Regions from separate parts of the Homo sapiens genome. Here regions 1 and 3 are each linked to region 2. Evidence: chromatin loops called from intact Hi-C (ENCODE). Cell type or tissue: PC-9. All regions are shown on one strand.

Region 1 (8,000 bases), 440 kb after region 2:
GTAATCCCAGCACTTTGGGAGGCCGAGGCAGGTGGATCACCTGAGGTCAGGAGTTCGAGACCAGCCTGGCCAACATGGAGAAAACCCCATCTCTACTATAAATATAAAAAGCAGCTGGGCATGGTGGCGCACGCCTGTAGTCCCAGCTACTTCGAAAGCCGAGGGAGGAGAATTGCGGGAACCTGGGAGACGGAGGTTGCAGTGAGCCGAGATTGCACCACTGCACTCCAGCCTGGGTGACAGAGCAAGACTCCGTTTCATTCATTCATTCATTCATTCATTCATTTAGAGACGGAGTCTTGCTGTGTCACCCAGGCTGAAGTGCAGTGGTGCGATCTCAGCTCACTGCAAGCTCCGCCTCCCGGGTTCACGCCATTCTCCTGCCTCAGCCTCCTGAGTAGCTGGGACTACAGGCGCCCACTACCACACCCAGCTAATTTTTGTATTTTTAGTAGAGACGGGGTTTCACTGTGTTAGCCAGGATGGTCTCAATCTCCTGACCTTGTGATCCGCCCGCCTCGGCCTCCCAAAGTGCTGGGATTACAGATGTGAGCCAGACTCCATCTCAAAAAATAATTGTTATTTTCTGTAGAGATGGACTCTCGCTGTATTGCACAGGCTGGAGCCTATTTGCTCTTAGAGCCTATTGTTTTTAGGCTAAAACCTGGACAACATGTTACTGTACTGAATACTGTAGGCAACGGTAACACAACACTAAGTATTTATATATTTAAACGTAGAAAAGTTACAACAAAATACCAAAGAAAATATTTGAAGATGGTATACCTATATGGGGCACTTACCATGAATGAAGTTTGTAGACATGGAAGCTGCTCTGGGTGAGTCGGTGTGTGAGTGGTGGGTGAATGTGAAGACTGGGACGTTACTCTACACTGCTGTAGACTTTATAAACACTGCACACTTAGGCTACCATAATTTATAAAATATTTTTCTTTCTTCAAGAATAAATTAACCTTAGCTTACTGTAACATTTTTACTTTATAAACTTTTATTTACTTATTTTTGAGACAAAGTCTCACTCTGTCGCCCAGGCTGGAGTGCAATGGTGTGATCTCGGCTCACTGCAACCTCTGCCTCCTGCGTTCAAGCGATTCTCCTGCCTCAGCCTCCCGAATAGCTGGGACTACGGGCACCTGCCACCACGCCCAGCTAATTTTTGTATTTTTAGTAGAGATGGGGTTTCACCATGTTGGCCAGGCTGGTCTTGAACTCCTCACCTCAGGTGCTCCATCTGCCTCGGCCTCCCAAAGTGCTGGGATTACAGGTATAAGCCACTGTGCCCAGCTAACTTTTAATTTTTTTTTTTAATTTTTTGACTCTCGTAATAACACTTAGCTTAAAACACAAACATAGATCAGACACGATGGCTTACACCTGTAATCTCAGCACTTGGAGAGACTGAGGCAGGAGGATCACCCTTAGGAGTTCAAGACCAGCCTGTACAACATAGACCCCACCTCTACAGGAAATAATTATTTTTTAATTAGCCGGGCATGGTGGCACATGCCTATAGTCCCAGCTACTTGGGAGGCTGAGGTGGGAGGATCGCTTGAGCCCAGTAGTTCAAGACTGCAGTGAGCTATGTTCATACCATGCTCTCCAGCCTGGACAAGAGAGCCTGACTGTCTCTAAACACACACACACACACACACACACACACACACACGCATGCACACATGTGCATTGTGCAACTGTATAGAAAGATTTTCTTGCTGTACATCCTTATTCTATAATCTTTTTCCTAATTTCTTTAACGTTTTAATTTTTGATTAAGAAAGACACACACACACATTAGTCTAGCCTGCACAGAGTCAGGATCGTCAAGATCCTTCTCTTCTAACTCCGTATCTTGTCCCCCTAGAAGGTCTTCAGGGGCAGTGACATACATGGGGCTGTCTTCTTCTATGACAACGGTTCTTCTGGGTTCCTCCAGAAGGACCTGCCTGAGGCTGCTCTACAATTAATCGGTTTTTTTTTTTTTGTAAGTAGGAGTATGCTCTAAAATAACGTTTAAAAATTATAGTATACCCAGGGGCCGTGGCTGACAATTATAATCCCAGCACTTTGGGAGGCTGAGGCGGGCAGATCACTTGAGCTCAGGAGCTCAAGACTAGCCTGGGCAACATAGTGAGACCCATCTCTACCAAAAATACAAAAAAATTAGCCGGGTGTGGTGGTATGTGCCTGTGGTCCCAGCTACTCAGGAGACTGAGGTTGGGGGATCGCTTGAACCTGAGACGCAGAGGCTGCAGTGAGCCAAGATTGCGCCACTGCACTCCAGCCTGGGTGACAAGGCAAGACTCCATCTCAAAAAAAAAAAAGTATAGTAAATACATGAACCAGTAACATAGTCATTTATTACCATTATCAAGTACTAAGTGCTGTACATAATTATATGTGCAATGGCGTGATCTTGGCTCACTGCAACCTCTGCCTTCCAGGTTGAAGCGATTCTCCTGCCTCAGCCTCCCGAGCAGAATAGCTGAGACTACAGGTGTGCACCACCATGCGCGGCTAATTTTTTGTTTGTTAGTTTTGTGTGTTTTTGTTGTTGTTGTTTTTTGAGACAGAATCTTGCTCTGTCTCCTAGGCTGGAGTGCAGTGACAGGATCTCAGCTCATTGCAGTCTCTGCCTCCTGGGTTCAAGCAATCCTGCCTCAGCCTCCTGAGTAGCTGGGATTACAGGCACGTGCCACCATGCCCAGCTAATTTTTTTATCTTTGGTAGAGATGGGGTTTCACCATGTTGGTCAGGCTGGTCTCGAACTCCTGACCTCAGGTGATCCGTCTGCCTCAGCCTCCCAAAGTGCTGGGATTACAGGTGTGAGCCACCATGCCCAGCTAATTTTTTTATTTTTAGTAGAGACGGGATTTCACCTTGTTGGTCAGGCTGGTATGTGCCCAACTTTTATACCATTGGCAGCACAGTTGGCCTGTTTACCACATCACCACACGCATGTGAGTTGTGCATTGCACTGTGATGTTACAAGGCCTATGACAGCACCAGGTCGAAGACATTTTCCAGCAGCATAATCTTATGCGACCATCATGGTCCGTGCAGCCCATTGTTTGGAATGTCATGCAGCACATGACTACACGCACACATACAGAATATTGATTCTGCTTCTCGAAGAACCCTAATGCATTTTCCACACTGGCAGATTGTCTGTCTTCTAAGCTACAGCAGCAACCAAATATCATGAATGCTTTTTGGGTTCCTAACTCTAGTTGGGAGTCCCAAGTGACTTACTGTGGTTAAGCCCCCAGAATGAGTTGTCAAGGTTCAGGCTCTGTTGATGATGAGGAAGAAGAACCAGGACCACCTACCAGTTACCTCTATTTGACAGTCACTTGGCTCAGTTCTTTGGCTTGGGGGTGTGTGTGTGTGTGTTTGAGACAGTCTTGATCTGTTGCCCAGGCTGGAGTGCAGTGGTGTGATCTTGGCTCACTGCAACCTCCGCCTCCCAGGTTCAAGCGATTCTCCTGCCTCAGCCTCCCGAGTAGCTGTGATTACAGGTGCATGCCACCACGCCCGGCTAACTTTTGTATTTTTAGTAAAGACAGCATTTTGCTGTGTTGGCCAGGCTGGTCTTGAACTCCTGACCTCAGGTGATCTGCCCGCCTTGACCTCTCAAAGTGCTGGGATTACAGGCGTGAGCCACCGCACCTGGCCTTTGCTCAGTTCTTTGCGTAAGTTATCTCCTTCAATCTTCAAAGTAAATATGCGAGATAAACATCATTTACCATCTTTAAAGGACGAAAAAGCTGGAGCTCAGAAAGGTTGGTCTCTTGAACAGGATGGTAAGACTCGTACGTTGCTGACCAGGACCCTAAAGTTTTTCCCCTACCACCACCATATACTCTTCATGAGCCATCCTTTCCCAAATAACCTAAACACACACACACATAAGGAAACAGCACTTGCTATACAAGCAAGTCCAGCTTCAAGACAAGCCCCAGGCTCCGCTCACCATGCAGAATGCTGGGCCTAAGCTCCTCCTGTGTGGAATGCTGAAGAAATCACCACCCTTGATGCAAAACGAGGCCTGTCTCAAATCAGCTTGTGGTGACTGAGGCAAAGGTGGGAATGGGGAGTGACTGTCTAATGGATACAAGGTCTCCTTTTTGGATGACAAAAATGTTTTGGAACTAGACAGAAATGATGGTTCTACAACACTGTAAATGTACCAAATGCTAACTGAATTGTGCACTTTAAAATGGGTTCATTTTGTTATGTGACTTTTACCAGATGAACAAAAACACTGTCTATCTAACACAGATCCATGCCTTTACATGGTATGTTATATAATAACACTTTACCGTCCTTTATCCAGGACCACGACTTCATTTCACAGACACTGCAGTTCTCAAGAATCCAGGTGGTGGCAGCAGAGAGCTGAGAGAAACCAGCACTTCCCTACCGGCCCTAAGGAAGGTCCGGAATAAGAATATTGACCTTGCCCAGTTGCAGTGAGCATTTCTGTATTGCACCAGTCACAGTGGCGAATGCAGCTAAGGAGAGGCAGGTAGATGGAGCCACAGAACCAGATGTGGTCTGGGCAGTGTTTCATCCCACCAGGAATGACAGTGCATCTGCAGCTCCCAGAGGGCTCTCTGACACCCTACCTCCAACTGTGAGCAATCATCTTTACCTCCTCATCCAGAGGAAGGAGGCCAGCGGGATGCAGAGCCTCAGCAGCTTCAGCCCAGGCTCAGGGCTGAAGTGGAGAAGCATCCAGGCCAGTTCTGGCATTGGTGGAACCAGCTGGGCCGGGGGTTGCCCCAGGTAAAAGGAACAGGACCCATCACTGAGACCACAGGACAGAGAACACTGAGAATATAGACTCAGGTGAGATGCACGGTTGAGGCTCGTTTGGTTTCTGAGAACCAGCATGTTGGATTATACCCAGAATAACTAATCCTTTGCCCAATTTTCCCATTTTCCCTCCCAGACACAAAATAGGACTTACTTTCCGGCTCCCTGAAAGCTGGGCATGGCCATGTGCCTTGCTGTGGGGGATGAACCCAGAGCAGAAGAAGTGTGTGTCGCTTCTGGCTGGAGACTTCAAGAGCAGTACACGATTTGCCAAGTCTCTCTGCCTGGCCACGGCAAATGGTGAGTCCCAGAGAGTTGACAACGTGGAGCAGAGCTCCCCGCAACCCATGGCAGGCACGGAACACAAACAAGATAAAATGTTGAGTGTTGTGAGCCCCTGACATGGGGGCTGTTTGCTTGCAGCATAACCGGTCCTATCCTGACACACGCTTGGGGTTGGGGGTCACAAACTCAAATGCCAGGCAGGCGATGTGAGGGACCACGTGGGAAAGAGTGGGTGAGGACTTGTTCAAACACAGGTGACAGGCTGGGTGTAGCGGCTCACGCCTGTGATCCCAGCCCTTTGGGAGGCCGAGGCGGGCAGATCACCTGAGGTCAGAAGTTCGAGACCAGCCTGGCCAACATGGCGAAACCTCATCTCTACTAAAAATACAAAAATTAGGCCAGATGCAGTGGCTCACACCTGTAATCCTAGCACTTTGGGAGGCTGAGGTGGGCGGATCACCTGAAGTCAGGAGTTCAAGACCAGCCTGGCCAACGTGGTGAAACCCCATCATCTCTACTAAAAATACAAAAAATTAGCCGGGCGTGGTGGCTGGAGCCTGTAATCCCAGCGACTCGGGAGGCTGAGGCAGGAAAATCACTTGAACCCGGGAGGCAGAGGTTGCAGTGAGCCGAGATCACACCACTTCACTCCAGCCTGGGTGAAAGAAGCTCCATCTCAAAAATAAAAATTTAAATTAAGGCAGATGCCGGGCTGTTTACCAGTCCAGCTTTTCTGTACCTCACCTCCGATTTCTGTACATCTTTCCCTTTTTTATGTCTACAGATCTTGCACCACATGGTCGCGCTGGAGTCTCTGTGAATCGGCTGTGATTCTGGGGGCTGCGTGATTCGCGAATCATTCATTGCTCCATTAAACTCCTTTAAATTTAATTCGGCTGAAGTTTTTCTTTTATCAGAGAGGAGACATGTGAGACATGTTCCTTCTCTCTCTGCCCAATTTTCCTGTTTTCCTTCCCAGGAGGACACAGGGAGAAGGCCACCGTCCGCACGCTGGGAAGCAGCCCTCACCAGACACCAGACATGCCAGCACCCTGATCTTGGACTTCCATCCTCCAGAACTGTGAGAAATTAGTGTCTGTTGTTTAAGACACACACACTACGTATTCTCTTAGAGCAGCCTGAACAGACTAAGCAGGGGTGTCCAAGGTAGAGAATACAGTCATAGGTTCTCAGTTTCTGTTTGCGGTTGGACCAGTAAAGACCCTTCCTCATCCCTCTTTTCCACTTATCACTAGAGACAGAAACTAAAATCCATGATTTCAGGCTGCTAAAAGCCTAAAACAGAACAGCAACAAAATAAGGTGGGTTGGACGAGCTTGGTCTACAGCAGTATGTTTTATTTGGTTCTCATGGAGGTATTCCACTGTTTTTCTTTCAACATACTGTTGCTGGCTTGAATCATGGAGATATTAAGGAAGAAAGTCTAATAATTATGATGTTACATGTTACTAAATCTGTCTTGCCAGCTTCTCTATTTAAAAAAATATATATATCAGGCCAGGTGCGGTGGCTCACGCCTATAATCCCAGCACTTTGGGAGACTGACGGGGGCAGATCACTTGAAGCCAAGAGTTTGAGACCAGCCTGGCCAACATGGTAAAACCCCATCTCCAAGAAAAATAAAAATTAGCCAGGGTGGTGGCGCACACGTGTGGTCCCAGCTACTCAGGAGGCTGAGGCACAAGAATCACTTGAACCTGGGAGGTGGAGGTTGCAGTGAGCCAAGATCATGCCACTGCACTGCAGTGTGGGTGACAGAGCAAGACTCTGCCTCAAGAAAAAATAAATAAAAAATGAAGGCCGGGCGCGGTGGCTCACGCCTGTAATCCCAGCACTTCGAGAGGCCGAGATGGGCAGATCACGAGGTCAAGAGATCAAGACCATCCTGGCTAACACGGTGAAACCCCGTCTCTAAAAATACAAAAAATTAGCCCGGCATGGTGGTGGGCACCTGTAGTCCCAGCTATTCGGGAGGCTGAGGCAGGAGAATGGCGTGAACCCGGGAGGCGGAGCTTGCAGTGAACTGAGATCATGCCACTGCACTCCACCCTGGACAACAGAGCAAGACTCCATCTCAAAAAAAAAAAATGAAAGCTCTGGCATCGTTAGGTCTGACTTCCTACTGGTGACCACAGTCAGTGTAAGCTGGAAACGGAGCTCCTTTCTCCTGGGCTACAGTGCTCTGGTTTCCCCACTCTACCATCTCACACTGGCTCCCTTATTAGCCTGGTGCTCTCTCCAGCCCCGTAGGATGCACTTGTAACCCTGAATCCACCCCATGCACGGAGCTGGATGGTTTGGGCACAACTCCCTCTTTTGGCTTTAGTTGAAACACTCATTCCAGGCTCTTGGTTTTACAAATGAGAAAATGGGGTTTAGCAAAGAGAAATGAGTTTTCAAACCAGAGGCCAGTGGTTAGGCTGTGCAGCCACCTCTGCTCTCCTCCCCTCCCTGTGTCAGCAGGGATATTCCGGAGCCTGGTCTGAAACTGCTGAGCTCGAAGGGCTTGGATCCAACAGTGCTGATCATGACCACGGAGGTATGGCCTGGTCACTAGGGAGAGAGCTGAGCTCGAGGGGCTTGTGTCCAACAGTGCTGATGACCACAGCGGTGTGTCCTGGTCACTGGGAGCGGCTGGGCTCTAGGGGCTTGTGTCCAACAGTGCTGATGACCACAGCGGTGTGTCCTGGTCACTGGGAGCGGCTGGGCTCGAGGGGCTTGTGTCCAACAGTGCTGATGACCACAGCGGTGTGTCCTGGTCACTGGGAGCGGCTGGGCTCGAGGGGCTGGTGTCCAACAGTGCTGATGACCACAGCGGTGTGGCCTGGTCACTGGGAGCGGCTGGGCTCGAGGGGCTG
Region 2 (8,000 bases):
GGAAGGAAGAATAGAGGAGTGATACCTAAAGGGCATGGGATCTCTTTTTGAGGTGATGAAAGTGTTCTAACGTTGACTATCATGATATGTGCACACAACTATGAATATACTGACTATTGAATTATACACTTTAAATGGGTGAATTGGGTGGGGTTCAGTGGCTTCCGCCTCTAATTCTAGCACTTTAGGAGGCAGAGGCAGGAGGATCCCTTGAGCCCAGCAGTTCCAGACCAGCCTGGGCAACACATCATGACAGCCATCTCTACCAAAAACCAAACAAACAAACAAAAACAAAAAACAAAAACAAAAAAAGCCCGGTGTAGTGGTGCATGCCTGTAGTCCCAGCTACTTAGCAGGCTGAGGTGGGAGGATTTCCTGAGCCCAGGCGGTTGAGGCTGCAGTGAGCCATGACCGTGCCATTGCAATCCAGCCTGGGCAACAGAGTGAGACTCCGTCTCAAAAAAACTACAAAGAGGCCAGGCGCGGTGGTTCACGCCTGTAATCCCAGCAGTTTGGGAGGCCAAGGCAGGAGGATCACCTGCGGTCAGGAGTTGGAGACCAGCCTGGCCAACATGGTGAAACCCCGTCTCCACTACAAATACAAAAATTAGCTGGGCCTGTAATCGCAGCTACTCCGGAGGCTGAGGCAGGAGAATCGCTTGAACCCAAGAGACAGAGGTTGCAGTGAGCCGAGATCGTGCCAGTGCATTCCAGCCTGGGCACAGAGCAAGAATATGTCTCAAAAACACACATACACACACACACACACACACACACACACACACACACACCTCTAAATGGCGAATTATATATGTAGTGATATGTGAATTACACCTCAATAAAGCAGTTTAAAAAAATAATCGGCTGAACATGATGACCTTTCAGGATCAAACTGCAGATGATATTTAAAAACTATAAACCTGGTATGGTAGGTATATGGATGTTTACTATGCAATTTTATTTTTATTTTTATTTTTTAGGCAGAGTCTTGCTCTGTCTCCCAGGCTGGAGTGCAGTGGCGCAATCTCGGCTCACTGCAAGCTCTGCCCCCAGGGTTCACACCATTCCCCTGCCTCAGCCACCCGAGTAGCTGGGACTACAGGCACCCGCCACCACGCCCGGCTGATTTTTCGTATTTTTAGTAAAGACGGGGTTTCACTGTGTTAGCCAGAATGGTCTCGATCTCCTGACCTCGTGATCTGCCCGCCTCGGCATCCCAAAGTGCTGGGATTACAGGCGTGAGCCACCGCGCCGGGCCAGTTTGTTTGTTTTTTGACAGAAAGTCTCACTCTGTCGCCCAGGCTGGAGTGCAGTGGCATGATCTTGGCTCACTGCAGCCTCTACCTCTTGGGCTCAAGCGAGTTTCCTGCCTCAGCCTCCCAAGTAGCTGGGAATACAGGCGCCTGCCACCACGCCCGGCTAATTTTTGTATTTGTAGTAGAGACAGAGTTTCACCATGTTGGCCAGGATGGTCTCGAATTCCTGACCTCAAGTGATCCGCCTGCCTCGGCCCCCCAAAGTGCTGGGATTACAGGCATGAGCTGCTGTGCCCGGCCCCTTTTTCTTTTTCCTTCTTTCTTTCTTTTTCTTTTTTTTTTTTTCTGAGACAGAATCTTGCTCTGTCGCCCAGGCTGGAGTGCAGTGGCGCAATCTCGGCTCACTGCAAGCTCTGTCTTCCCGGGTTCACGCCATTCTCCTGCCTCAGCCTCCCGAGTTGCTGGAACTACAGGCACCCGCCACCTCGCCTGGCTATTTTTTTTTTTTTTTTTTTTGGTATTTTTAGTAGAGACAGGGTTTCACCGTGTTAGCCAGGATGGTCTCGATCTCCTGACGTCGTGATCCGCCCGCCTCGGCCTCCCAAAGTTCTGGGATTACAGGCGTGAGCCACCACGCCCGGTCTCTTTTTCTTTCTTTCTTTGTTTCTTTCTTTCTTTCTTTTTTTTTTTTTTTTGAGATGGGGTCTTGCTTTGTCATCCAGGCTGGAGTGCAGTGGCACAATCATAGCTCACTGCAGCCTCGACCTCCTGGGCTCAAGTGATCCTCCCACCTCAGCTTCCTGAGTAACTTGGACTACAAGTGTTCACGCCATCATGCCCGGCTGTTTTGTATTTTTTTGTAGAGACAGGGCTTCACCATGTTGCCCAAGCTGGTCTTGAACTCCTGGGCTCAAGCAATCCTCCCGACTTGACCTCCCAAAGTGCTGGGATGACAGACGTGAGCTACCGTGTCTAGCCGCCATAATTTCTTTCTTTTTTTTTTTGAGACGGAGTCTTGCCCTGTCACCCAGGCTGGAGTGCAGTGGCGCGATCTTGGCTCACTGCAACCTCCACCTCCTGGGTTCAAGCAGTTCCCTGCCTCAGCCTCCCGAGTAGCTGGGATTACAGGCGTCTGCCACCACACCCAGCTAATTTTTGTATTTTTAGTAGAGACGGGGTTTCACCATCTTGGCCAGGCTGGGCTCAAACTCCTGACCTCCTGATCCACCCACCTCGGCCTCTCAATGTGCTGGGATTACAGGCGTGAGCCACCGCACCAGGCCTATCGCCATAATTTCATTCAACCTCTCTGGTCCTCAGTTTCCTTATCTGTGAAATGTTACTGCTGAATTTGAGAAACCAAAGGGCCTTCTTCCAAATTCTAGTCGTGAGTTACGTAAGGTTCCTTAGTGAGGCTGAACGAGTCTTTGAACTTGAGCTTCTGCAGGCTAGAGGAAACACAGTAGTCCCTACCTGCTTCTTCCAGGTTCTAAGGTGGGTGAGACATTTTGATATTTTGGTCTTTGTCGCCCCCACGAGGCCTAGGAGGGTTCCCTGTCGCAGCAGGTGTCCAATAAAGATCAATCCGCCAGGTGCGGTGGCTCAGGCCTGTAATCCCAGCACTATGGGAGGCCGAAGCGGGCGGATCACCTGAGGTCAGGAGTTCCAGACCAGCCTGATCAACATGGAGAAACCCCGTCTTTACTAAAAATACAAATTAGCCCGGAGTGGTGGCACATGCCTGTAATCCCAGCTACTCGGGAGGCTGAGGCAGGAGAATTGCTTGAGCGCGGGAGGCGGAGGTCGCGGTGAGCAGCGCTGAGATCTCGCCATTGCACTCCAGCCTGGGCAACGAGAACGAAACTCCTTCTCAAAAAAAAAAAAAAAAAAAAAAAAAAAAAGTGAGAAAGATTTACTTGCCACCTAGGGTAACTGCTGGTCTTCTTTCCCCCGTTAGTCTCGCTCAGGAGGCGGGTAATCTATTTTAACTCTGCACCTGCTGGACTTTGTGAATGGGCAGTTTACTCTCTGGTCTCAGCAGCCCCATCGATAAAATGGGAATAACTTGTCTCCTTGTCAACAGCCAGATGGTGGTGATTTGCCAAATCTAAGACATCTATTTTCTTGCCTTGTTCTTCTTTATTTTTTCCTCTCAGTTTTAAAACTGGATAGTCCCAGGACTTCTCCCAAACCAGGATGAGTTGCTCACCTATTTTGTCCTCACTTGTATCCTTAAGTCCAAACTGTCATTACCTTATTGACCACCAGGGGGTGCCCTACACACGTAGTACTGTGGTTTAAGAAGACAGCTCAGGAGGAGGCAAAGAAAGAGGGCCCAGTTCCCAGCCTTGCCCTGAGTTCCTACAAACCTTCACGAGCCTGCTCTACTTCACACAGCATCATGTCTCACACTCAGCATCCTCCTGGCCCTATGATATGAACATGTGTGTGGTCCAGTGGAAAGGTCTTTTAAGTACTCCAGCAGCCTCTGCCAACACTGGCTAACCAGCTGGGTGGACGGTCACTGCCTCTCTGCCCACTGTTCCCAACATTTCCAGGAGTTGGCCCAGCATATCCTGGCCGGCTGAGAAGGCTGAGGCCACCTACTTGATTTTATTTATTTATTTTTTGAGACAGGGTTTCACTCTTGTTGCCCAGGCTGGAGTGCAATGGTGCCATCTCGGCTTACTGCAACCTTCGCTTCTTGGGTTCAAGTACTTCTCCTGCCCCAGCCTCCTGAGTAGCTGGGATTACAGTCACACGCCACCACGCCCGGCTAATTGTGTATTTTTAGTAGAGACGGGGTTTCTCCATGTTGGTCAGGCTGGTCTCGAACTCCCGACCTCAGATGATCCTCCGCCTCAGCTTCCCAAAGTGCTGGGATTACAGGTGTGAGCCACCCCGTCCGGCCTCTTTAGGTTATCTTTAGAGCTGGATATCATTTCCCTCCATCACATAGCCTTGCAGAGGGAAGTGACATCATTGTTAACCAAAATAAGTTACTGAGGCAAGAGCCTCAATCACTCCAGAGCTTATATATCCAGAGCTTGAGGGCAGACCTGGGAAAGGCAAGAGTCACAGAAAACCTCTGTGGCTTATGGAAAGGTTTTCAGGAGGCTTAGTATTTATACATTTCCTTAAAGGAGGGAAGGCAGGTGGGAAGAGGGTGACAGATGGAAGAATGATTGAGCTCATCGTTTTTGTTCTGTACCTGGGAAGATAAGCATTATCAGTGGGAAACCTAACAGACTTTAGTTTTAGGAGCTAGACTTAGATTGCAAACCTAAAGTTACAAGGGACATGTTCTTCTTCTTATTATTATTTTTATTTGAGACAGAGTCACTCTGTCATCCACACTGGAATGCAGTGGCGCCATCTTGGCTCACTGGAACCTCCAGCTCCCAGGTTCAAGCGATTCTCCTGCCTGGGCCTCCCAAGTAGTTAGGATTACAGGTGTGCGCCACCACGCCTGACTAATTTTTTTTTTGTATTTTTTTTTTTAGTAGAGATGGGGTTTCACTATGTTGGCCAGGCTGGTCTTGAACGTCTGACCTCAGGTGATCCGCCCGCCTCGACCTCCCAAATTGTTGGGATTACAGGCGTGAGCCACAGCACTCGGCCCATGTTCTTGTTTTATGGGAGGATGGAGGACAGCAAACAACAATGTGTACTGGTGGTCACGTGGAGGTACTTGAGGCGCTTTGTTTTTCTGTGAGGGTCTGGCTAACGTGTAATGCTTTGACACAAGGTTCTGAAGCAACAGCTGTTGATCTGGGAAGCAGATAGCAGTGTTGCATAACTCAGTCTCCAGGCTTAACCTTCCCTTTGGCATAATGAATTTGGCAGCCCTGAGACTTTTAAAATAAAAGTCTTTACATCCTACTAGCCAGCTTTGACTAGCAGTGTGATCCAGGGCCAATGACTGCCCCTCTATGGCCTTGGCGTTACCACCTAACCAATAGGGATACGGTACTCCATTTTCTTGCCATGGAGCAAATCAAGAGTTAGGGCCTGACTGTCTTCAACTGTCTCATGAGTTGAAGAATTTCAGCCCTCTGCCTTTGCTCTGTAGCAACAGACAAATCACTAGACCTTTCTGATTTCAGGTCCTATTTGTAGAAAGACTTTGTACTGTCTTTCCTACTCTAGAAAGTCTTTCCTGGCCGGGTACGGTGGCACACGCCTGTAATCCCAGCACTTTGGGAGGCCGAGGTGGGTGGATCACTTGAGGTCAGGAGTTCAAGACCAGCCTGGCCAACATGGTGAAATCCCCATCTCTACTAAAAGTACAAAAATTAGCCGAGGGTGGTGGTGTGTACCTGTAATCCCAGCTACTCGGGAGGCTGAGGCAGGAGAATAGCTTGAACCCGGGAGGTGGAGGTTGCAGCGAGCCGAGATCACACACTGCACTCCAGCCTGGGCAACAGAGCGTGACTCCGTCTCAAAAAAAAAAAAAAAAAAAAAAAAGAAAGAAAAGTCCTTTTTTTTTTTTTTTTTTGACAAAAGCCATCTCTGTTGTATTCCCTCCCTCAGCATCCGGCACGGCGCCAAATAGTGATTTCATTTTAACTTTTGTGTAGTGTGTGTGTGGAGTAGCAAGGTGCGCGACGCAGGAACCTTTCTCTTGTGGGTGCGTTTCTGGCCCGAGTGCTTTCCTGCTGCTCTCCGAATCCGGAAGCTGCTGGAGAAGTCGGAGCATCCCGGAAGTCGTCACTGCGGCCGCTTCCGGACGTGAAAGTTTGCTGCGTAGGGATAGGGAGACCGGGCCGGATTGCGGGGAGTGAGCAGGTTCAGCAGTGACGGCATTCTTAAGAGTCCTGCCCAAGTGAGGGACTTGGGGTGTGGGACAGAGTGGCCCCCAGGGCAGTGGGCGTTGGAAACTGAGAGGCCCTGCGAAGGAGGCTTGGGGAGGGGCTACGGTGACCAGGGGACGAGGTATAGGAAGAGGAGGGCGGAAAGCCTTGAGGGTGGGCTTCTTGGATCCCAATTGCCCCAGAGGCACAGGCCTGGGCATCACTGTATTATTTCCCGAGGGGAGAAGGGGCTATTTCCCATGGGAAGACAAAGTGGGATGAATAGTGGACCTTGAGAAGAGGGGGTGGCCAGGAAAAGGTTCCTGAAGGAGGCAGGACCCAGACTGCAGGCTGGGGAGGGTTTGGGCAGCCAGAGGGAGGTGAGGGTGCTGGAGCGGGGGTCAATCGGTCACTCCGGCCGGAGATCTGAGTGGCCTCTGCCCCCTCTGCGCTGTGGAGTGCATCTGATTGCCAGCCTCGCTGGACCGTTGAGAGGATTCATCGAGACCCTGGATATGAATATGCAGTGTGAACTGAAGTTTGGGGACATGAGTAATCAGTCACAGTGGCCCAAGATTTGAGGTGTAAATGGAGAAGTCAGAATGATTCGCTGCAGCTGTCTGGAACAGGTTGGGTGAGGGCAAGGGTGGGAAAGGTGGCTGAGGCCAGGTTGTGAGAGGCCTTTCATGGCAGGCTGAGGGGGTTATACTATAGGGAGGATTTTAAAAAGAGGAGCTGGTGGACTGGTGAGCAGGGCATATAGGTGACACCTAGCCAACTTGAGAGGTCAGAATACATGATTCCAGAAGGCTAAGGAGAAGGCTGCCAGTAGAGGAAAGGGGAAGAATTCCCAGGGCGAGGAAAACACATAAGCCTTTGCGTGTGGAGCTGTGTAAATTCAAGGTCTGGCCAGGGGGCTGTGAGATGCCGTGTGTGCTTGGAGCACAGGAATGAGAAGTGAGGTGAGGAAGTGGCTGGGCCACCTCACAAAGGGCCTCAAATTCTAGGCTGAGAAACTCGGACTTGGTCCTGAGGGTAAAGGGGGCCGGGAGAATGTTATGCATGGTGCTGAAGTTGCATTCAACACAGCTGTGAGAAGCATCTGTCAGGGTCAGGCCAGTGTGGGAGGGGAACTGGAGGCCAGGGTACCAGATATGGTGGTCCAGGTGAGAAGGAAGGGGCCAGAACTTGGCTTGGAGAACGGAGGTCAGTGCCCTCAGGGGGTGGAGGTGATGGAACTTGGTGCTTGTCTGGCTTTGGGGAGTGAGGGAGTGGGTGGAAATGGGGACGTCCAAAGTTCTAGATGGTGTGGCAAGAATTTTGTCTAGATGGTGTGGCTTCCTCATGATCATGTCTTGGGGTTGAGCAGGGGTTCTCTTTGGTGGGGAGCTGGGTAGGGAGGTAATGCTTCACTTTTGGATGGGGCGATCAAATTCATTCATGTATTCATTCAACCAATATCGAATTGATTCCTTACCGTTTCCTGAAAGACCTTTGATAGATTCTGAGGGTAGAATGTTGACCAGGATGGAGCTGGGCCTTGGAGAGTGGGGAAGGCAGGCAGTAACACAGCAGGCAGTAGATCAACGAGGCCATATCATGGATTGTGCTGTGGGATGTGAAGGAAATGAACAGACGGAGGACGCAGAGCAGGGCACCTGGAGCTACCACGGTCACTAAAAGCTGCTATGACCAAGTGTTCTGTGAGCTGAAACCTGAAGGCCAGGAAGGAGTCACTCTTGTGAGGGGCTGAAAGGAACATCACAGAGAGGGGAGGAGCTAGCACAAAAGCTCTCCAGATGGGAGAGGCTGGTGCACTGGGCAAGGGAAAGCCAGCACCATGGTGCCCAGAAGGGAAGGCAGCTGGGGGGCCAGTCTACGCAGGGCCTTGCAGAGTGTCTGGGTTTACTCTAAGGGCAGAGGGGAAGGTTTTGATCATGACGCACTGCAG
Region 3 (8,000 bases), 490 kb before region 2:
TGGGAGCCCCAGAGAAGTCAGATAACGTGCGCAAGATCACAAAGTAGCCGGCAAAGCTGGCACTGAGCCCTGGGCAGGGGCTTTCGGTGCAAGCGGCAAACCCGATCACGGCGCCACTCTGGGGTGGTTGAAGTTTCTGAGCCACAGCCCAGGCCAGAGAACATGGAGAAACAGGCGGGCTCCTGAAGGCAAGCCCCCACCAGCCTGCCGTCCTGTAGCTTATCATGAGAGGCAGGCTGTCTTGGCTATAGATGCGAGGGACTCAGCTGGAAAATTCTCACCCGCATTCCTGGCTTGAATTTAGGTAAAAGGCACAGCCCATCCTGAGCTCCAAGGCACATCACGGAGTTAACAAAATCTCCTAAACTTGGGGGAGGGAAGTCATCTTGTCTGGCTTCCTTGGTAACACCTGTCAGATGCTACAGGCCACGGCAGCCACGAAAAGTGGGTTCAGTGACATGTTTCACAAAGAAGGCAGCAGAGGCCCAGAGAGGGGAAGCCACTTGCCCAAAGTCACATAGCACTGGAGCTGAGACCCGGAGTATCTGCCCACCCAGATCTGGGTGTGAGCTCCTTTATCCCCCTGTCTCACACCCAGGCCCCTACACCCCGAGCCCCCCACAGCACCTACCGGAGCTGTTCCTCCCCCATGTAGTCAATGTCCAGAGGCTTCTTACGCTCGGAGAGGATGCGCACCTTCATCTCCCGCCCCGTCTGCCGCTTACCACGCTTCTGTTCTGCCTGAGGGTGGGGGAGGCGGAACAGTAAACTGGGGGCCACATCCCACAGAGCACTGCCGTGTCGGGACCCACACGTCGGATCCCACAGACCATTTCCATGTTGGGACCACAGGTCTGCACCCCAGGCCCATCTCCTTCAGACCTAGGAGTCCAGCCCCACTCCCTCCTCCCTCAGATTCAGGAGGAGTCCAGACCCCCAGTCCCTTCTCTTAGACTGAGTCCAAGCCCCAGACCCTCTCGCATTAGGAACCAGAAGTCTGGCCCCCAGCCCCTCCTCCCTCAGCCCAGGAGTCCAGACCCCAGCCCCTCCTCCCTCAGACCCAGGATTGCAGGCCCCGAGCCCCTCCTCCCTCAGACCCAGGAGTGCAGGCCCCCAGCCCCTCCTCCCTCAGACCCAGGAGTCCAGGCCCCCAGCCCCTCCTCTCAGACTGAGTCCAAGCCCCAGACCCTCTCGCATTAGGAACCAGAAGTCTGGCCCCCAGCCCCTCCTCCCTCAGACCCAGGCGTCCAGGCCCTCAGCCCCTCCTCCCTCAGCCCAGGAGTCCAGGACCCCAGCCCCTCCTCCCTCAGACCCAGGCGTCCAGACCCCAGCTCCTCCTCCCTCAGACCCAGGAGTTCAGGGCCCAGCCCCTCCTCCCTCAGACCCAGGAATCCAGGCCTCAGCCCCTCCTCCGTTAGGAACCAGAGGTCTGGCCCCCAGCCCCTGCCCCCTCAGAACTCAGACCTCAGGCTCCTGCAGGCTGACTCACCTTGACCAGGTAGCCGCCAAAATGGGCCCCCATGTTGGACAGCACCTTCTTTTTCTTGGCATCATCCTCTGCCCGCTTCTTGGCCTCTTCCTCTTCCTTCCTCATCTTCTCCTCCTGTGGGAAGTAAGGGGTTAACCTCATGGACTCCCCTGTAGGACTGAGGGAGGAGGGCCCTGGGATGTGGAACTGGGGCACAGGGATCAGCAGACCCAGTGCCGCAGAGGCTGCTGGGACATCAGAACCAGCAGAAACGCAGGGGTACCCACTCCCGGCCCTGCCACGTCTCCCCGTGTGACCACCTACAAGTCCCTTCCCCTCTGTTTTTTTTTTTTTTTGAGACGGACTCTCGCTCTGTTGCTCAGGCTGGAGTGCAGTGGTGCGATCTTGGCTCACTGCAACCTCCGCCTCCCGGGTTTAAGCAATTCTCCAGCCTCAGCCTCCTGAGTAGCTGGGATTACAGGCACCCGCCACCGCGCCCAACTAATTTTTGTATTTTTAGTGGAGACGCGGTTTCACCATGTTGGCCAGGCTGGTCTCAAACTACTGACCTCAAGTGATCCGCCTGCCTCGGCCTCCCGGAGTGCTGGGATTACAGGCGTGAGCCACCGCACCTGGCCCCCTTCTCTGGGTCTTAATATCCTCCCAGAAAAAATCGAAATGAAGGAGAAGAAGAAATGCCTGCTTTTTCTGCATGTCTCCACCCTGAAATAGCCGATAGTGAACTCTGCTGTACGACCTCACTCCAGATGCTCAGCCTGTCTGGGCCACAGTCGCCCTTAGTCTCAGGATATGAGAATGTCTGTTTTGAGGGGGTCAAGGGAAGTAACTGGTGATAAGACCAGGGACTGGGGAGATTAAAGAGGCTGATGGCCTTGAGCCTGAGGAAGGGGTTCTGGAATATTGAGCGAAGGCATTACGACATTCGAGAAACTCTTCATTGAATGTTCCAGAAACAGTGGTTTGTCCAGGCTGAGCCCCGTCTCCTTATGGTGGACATGAGGCTTTTTGTACACCCAGCACTCCGTACCTGAATTAGTTTCCTTTCTGTTTTTGAGATGGAGTCTCGCTCTGTCACTCAGGCTGGAGTGCAGTGGTGCAATCTCTGCTCTGTTCACTGCAACCCCCACCTCCTGGGTTCAAGTGATTCTCCTGCCTCGGCCTCCCAAGTAACTGGGATTACAGACATGTGCCACCATTACCAGCTAATTTTTGTATTTTTAGTACAAACAGGGTTTCACCATGTTGGCCAGGCTGGTCTCAAACTCCTGGCCTCAGGTGATCCACTTGTCTCGGTCTCCCAAAGTGCTGGGATTACAGGCGTCAGCCATCGCGCCTAAACTTAGTTTCCTATCACTGCTGTAATTTGCAAATTTAGTGGCAGAAAAACAATGCAGATTTGTTATCTTACAGCTCTGCAGATCAGACATCTGAAATTGGTCCCCCTGGGCTGGAATCAAGTTGTGAACAGAACCAATTTATTCTGGAGGTTCTAGGGGAGAATTCATTCCCTTCCCTTTTCCAGCTGCTGCCTGCATGTCTGGGCCCATGGACCTTCTTTCATCTTCAGAGGCAGCCATGCAGCATCTTCAAATCTCTCAGTCTGACCCTCTGGCCTTCCTCTTATAAGGACCCTTGTGATGATCTTGCCCTTCCCCACAGGTAATCCAGGACAACCTTCCCATCTCAAGATCTTTAATTTAATCACATCTGCAAAATCCCCTTCACAGCTGGGTGACGGGCAGGTGGCTGTAATCCCAGCTACTCGGGAGGCTGAGGCAGGAGGATCACTTGAGCCCAGGAGTTTGGGAACAACGTGGGCAACATAGAAAGACCCTATCTCAAATAAAAAAAAATAATAATAATAGTAATAATGATGACAATGGCCAGGCATGGTGGCTCATGCCTGTAATCCTAGCACTTTGGGAGGCCAAGGGGGTGAATCACCTGAGGTCAGGAGTTCAAGACCAGCCTGAACCAACATGGAGAAACCCCATTTCTACTAAAAATACAAAAATTAGCCGAGCCTGGTGGCAGGTGCCTGTAATCCCAGCTACTCAGGAGGCTGAGGCAGGGGAATTGCTTGAACCAGGAGGCGGAGGTTGCAGTGAGCTGAGATCGCGTCACTGCACTCCAGCCTGGGTGACAGAGCGAGACTGTCTCAGAAAAAAAAAAAATTAAAATTAAAAAAAAAGGGAAAAGAAGAAAATGGAGAATCCAGGCCGGGCACGATGGCTCATGCCTGTCATCCCAGCACTTTGGGAGGTGAAAGCAGGTGGATTGCTTGAGCTTAGGAGTTGAAGACCAGCCTGGACAACATGGCAAAATGCTGTCTCTACAAAAAATAAAAAAATAAAAAAAACTAGTGGGGCAGAGTGGCGCAGCCTATATAGTTCCAGCGACTCTGGAGGCTGAGGTGGGAAAATCATTTGAGCCCAGGAGGTCCTAGTTATAGTGAGCTAGGATCACACCACTGCACTTCAGCCTGGGTGACAGAGCAAGACCCTATTTCCAAATAAACGAATAAAAAATAATAATAGGCCGGATGCGGTGGCTCACACCTGTAATCCCAGCACTTTGGAAGGCTGAGGTGGGCGGATCATGTGGTCAGAAGATCAAGACCATCCTGGCCAACATGGTGACACCCCATCTCTACTAAAAATACAAAATTTAGCCGGGCGTGGTGGTGCGCACCTGTAGTCCCAGCTACTGGGGAGGCTGAGGCAGAAGATTCGCTTGAACCTGGAAGGCAGAGGTTACAGTGAGCTGAGATCGTGCCACTGCACTCCAGCCTGGGCGACAGAGCTAGACTCCGTTTCAAAGAATAATAATAATAGTAATAATAATAATAATAATAATAATAACAAAATGGGCATCCGGCTGAAGAAGTAACATTTGGGCTCTCAGGGCAGGGGAGGCACCCACCGCCAGCTTAGCCTGACGTTCGCGTTCCTTCTCAGTTCTGAAGCGCTGTTGCTCGGCTCTCTCTGACCGGCGCCGCTCCTGGGAAACGGAGAAGCATAAGGGGGTGCAGGGACGTACCCCCAGTCTTCCTTCCCCAGAGTAGGCTAATAAACAGATTGGAGTGTGGCCACCGACTTGGGTGAATTCGCGAAAGCCTAAGGCTCAGCTCTGTACTAGGAGGAAAACTATTATCTGCATCTCCCAAGATGCAAGGGATCCACATGGAGGGAGGAAGACCGGGGGGAACCCGGACTCTCGGCTCACAATGCGCTCCTTCAAGGCAACCAGCTCCTCTTCCTCCTTCTTCCGCTGCTCGAAATGTACATCGATGAGTGTCTGCAGCTCCAGCAGGTCTTTCTCCATGCGCTTGCGGTGGATGTCCTGCAGGACACACGGGCAGCCCGTCCTAGGAGACCCTGGAGGGGGCAGCAGCCTCCCAGCACCTCCCCCATGCAGGATGGTGAACTGAACCGTTTCCCAGGACGGTATCCAGCAGGTGGCAGCAATGCCTCGTGTTTGACACTAATCAGCTCTTCCAAGGACAGGCTTCCCAAAGACGGGAGTGGGGAGTGGGGACCGGCGCCTTTTTTTTTTTTTTTCCTCCCAGGCTGGAGTGAAATGGCGCGATCTCGGCTCACCGCCACCTCCGCCTCCCAGGTTCAAGCGATTTTCCTGCCTCAGCCTCCCGAGTAGCTGGGATTACAGACACCTGCCACCACGCCCGGCTAATTTTTGTATTTTTAGTAGAGACGGGGTTTCACCATATTAACCAGGCTGGTCTCGAACTCCTGACCTCAGGTGGGTCACCTCAGCCTCCCAAAGTGCTGGGATTACAGGCATGAGGCCCCGCGCCCGGCCGGCGCCTTTTCATGATTGACACAAAGGCCCCTTAAAGACTAGCAACTGCGCCTGCGGAGGGGTCTCTTGTCACTTACATCGAAGTCAACGCGCTCCCCTTCTGGGATCTTTGGCGGGATCAAAGGAGGCACCACGGGGCGGCTGAGTGGACAGAAACACAGAGACCATGAGTGGCCCGACCTCCCTGAGCCACCTCCCACCTCCGGGATGTGCCGTCCAGTGAGGTAGCCGCCAGCCCCGGGAGGCTCCTGAACGTGGAGGGTCCCAGCTGAGGCGGGCTGTCAGTGAAACACACAAAAGAAGGTAAAATACCTCACTACTCATGTTTTTTTGGTTGTTGTTGGTTTTGTTTTGTTTTTTTGACGGAGTCTTGCTCTGTCACCCAGGCTGGAGTGCGGTGGCGCCACCTCGGCTCACTGCAAGCTCCGCCTCCTGGGTTCACGCCATTCTCCTGCCTCAGCCTCCCGAGTAGCTGGGACTACAGGCGCCCACCACCAAGCCTGGCTAATTTTTCTGTATTTTTAGTAGAGACGGGGCTTCACTGTGTTAGCCAGGATGGTCTCGATCTCCTGACCTCGTGATCCGCCCGCCTCGGCCTCCCAAAGTGCTGGGATCACAGGTGTGAGCCACCGCGCCCGGCACTAATCATGTTTTATACTGATTACATGTTGAAATGATAAAACATTATATAACAGATTAAAAAAACTGTGCTATGAAAATTAATTTTTCCTATATTGTTGTACTTTAAAAAATATGCCTAGTAAGAATTTTTTTTTTTTTTTTGAGACAGAGCCTCACTCTGTCACCCAGGCTGGAATGCAGTGGCGCCATCTCTGCTCACCACAACAACCTCCACCTCCCAGATTCAAGCGATTCTCCTGCCTCAGCTTCCCGAGTAGTTGGGATTACAGGCGCCTGCCACCACGCCTGGGTAATTTTTGTATTTTTAGTAGAGACGGGGTTTCACCATGCCGGCCAAGCTGGTCTTGAACTCCCGACCTCAGGCGATCTGCCTGCCTCAGCCTCCCAAAGTGCTGGGATTACAGGCAGGAGCCCCTGCGCCCAGCCATTTTTAAATTTTTTGTAGAGATGGCGTTTCACAGCCTGGGCGCGGTGGCTCACGCCTGTAATCCTAGCACTTTGGGAGGCCAAGGTGGGCGAATCACTTGAGGTCAGGAGTTCAAAACCAGCTTGGGCATCATGGTGAAACCCCATCTCTACTAGAAATTAAAAAAAAAAATTAGCTGGGCATGGTGGTACGTGCCTGTAATCCCTGCTACTCAGGAGGCTGAGGCAGGAGAATCGCTTGAACCCCGGAGGCAGAGATTGCAGTGAGCCGAGATCGTGCCATCGCACTCCAGCCTGGGTGACAGAGGGAGACTCTATCTCAAAAAAAAAAAAAAAGAGATGGCGTTTCACTATGTTGTCCAGGGTGGTCTTGAACTTCTGAGCTCAAGTGATCCTCCCGCCTCAGCCTCCCAGAGTGCTGGGACTATAGGCGTGAGCCACTGCGCCCAGCCTTTAGTAAGAAATTGTAAGTGACGTGTGTGGCTTGCCATCTATTTCTATTGGGTGGTGCCGCTCTGAGGCTCAGCCCTCAGCCTGCTCTGATTTCCTGCCACTTCCTTGGAATTCTCTTTTCTGGGTTTCTGAGACAGTGAAGAGCGATTCCAAGATGAAGCAGACAGGACTTAGGGGATGCTGGGCAAGGGGAGGGAAGAGGTGAGGACAATCCCCAAGGGTCTCTGGGCCAGGGGGCCAAGTGTACAGCAGGGCCGTCATCTCCATCTTGGAAAAGTCGATAAGCTCCATCAGGGCGTCATGTGTGGGAATAAAATATGGCTTACCATATTGTACAGGAATGAATACCGGCTTGCCTCCCACCCCTCTGGCTGTTCCATCCCTATCTCCTGCCCCGACAGCCCCGTGAGCTGCCAGTGAGCTTTCCTTTTCCCTTTTCTCATCATCAATGCCATTCACTCCAATGACTTCAGGTATCATCAACTGCTGAGGACTCGCCAACTGTCTCTGGTCCAGACTCTCTCCTAAGCCCCAGACTCAAGCTAACAGGTATCTCCTGAACTTTTCCCACCTTCCCACACATGACGTCCTGATGGAGCTCACCAACTTCTCTGAGAAGGAGATGGCAGCCCCACTGTCCACTTTGTTCCCCAGCCCAGAGACCCTTCGGGGTTGTCCCCATTGCTTCCCTCCCCTTGCCCAACAATCCCCAAGTCCTGTCCCTTTGCCTTGGAATCCCTCTCAGTCCATTCCCCCACCCCACCCCACCCCCTTTTTTTTTTTTTGAGATGGAGTTTCACTCTTGTTGCCCAGGCTGCCGTGCAATGACACGATCTTGACTCACTGCAACCTCTGCCTCCCGGTTCAAGCGATTCTCCTGCCTCAGCCTCCCAAATAGCTAGGATTACAGGTGCCCACCACAATACCTGGCTAATTCTTTTGTATTTTTAGTAGAGACAGAGTTTCACCATGTTGACCGGGCTGGTCTCAAACTCCTGACCTTAGGTAATCCGCCCCCCTCAGCCTCCCAAAGTGCTGGAATTACAGGCATGAACCACTGCGCCCGGCCCCATTCCCTTATTTTTATTTATGTTTTAGAGACAGGGTCTTGCTCTGTTGCCCAGGCTGGAGTACAGTGGTGTAATCATAGCTCACTGCAGCCTCCAAATCC

What was found. A loop is a pair of places that touch in the nucleus more often than their neighbours do. Peaks named below come from ENCODE experiments on the same cell type or tissue, not always from the same donor. Only the 100,000 strongest peaks of a DNase experiment are listed, where the experiment ranks them.
Region 1: a loop joins it to region 2, with 3 times the contacts of the local background. A loop is called at or near these places in 7 of 110 quality-filtered maps.
Region 3: it touches region 2 in a loop (15-fold over the local background); 17 of 110 quality-filtered maps call a loop at or near these places.

What each region holds. Positions count from the first base shown.
Region 1 is chr19:56,072,207-56,080,206 of GRCh38, forward strand. LINC01864 (long intergenic non-protein coding RNA 1864) reads left to right here. Exons shown (of 4, transcript NR_110741.1): 2 at 4,355-4,869; 3 at 4,973-5,136; 4 at 5,906-6,595. Among named protein-coding and RNA genes, the nearest start is that of LINC01864, 9.5 kb to the left of the region's middle. In PC-9, CTCF peaks have their summits at 4,414 and 4,615; a DNase peak (open chromatin) is centred at 4,425; H3K27me3 peaks cover 702 bases.
Region 2 is chr19:55,629,035-55,637,034 of GRCh38, forward strand. It overlaps LOC107983998 (a long non-coding RNA gene), which reads left to right and starts at 5,969. Exons shown (of 2, transcript NR_171683.1): 1 at 5,969-6,678. It also overlaps a transcript of ZNF581 not described here. RefSeq lists enhancers at 5,924-6,143, 6,214-6,303 and a silencer at 6,423-6,590. In PC-9, CTCF peaks have their summits at 2,777, 3,535 (motif pointing right) and 3,734; DNase peaks (open chromatin) are centred at 2,777, 3,527 and 5,957; H3K4me3 peaks cover 2,704 bases; H3K27ac peaks cover 1,031 bases.
Region 3 is chr19:55,136,472-55,144,471 of GRCh38, forward strand. TNNT1 (troponin T1, slow skeletal type) reads right to left here. Exons shown (of 14, transcript NM_003283.6): 7 at 5,386-5,449; 8 at 4,715-4,831; 9 at 4,412-4,489; 10 at 1,490-1,603; 11 at 632-741. Among named protein-coding and RNA genes, the nearest start is that of TNNT1, 8.7 kb to the right of the region's middle. RefSeq lists enhancers at 4,801-4,860, 4,990-5,494 and a silencer at 5,078-5,303. In PC-9, CTCF peaks have their summits at 4,932 (motif pointing right) and 5,135; a DNase peak (open chromatin) is centred at 4,950.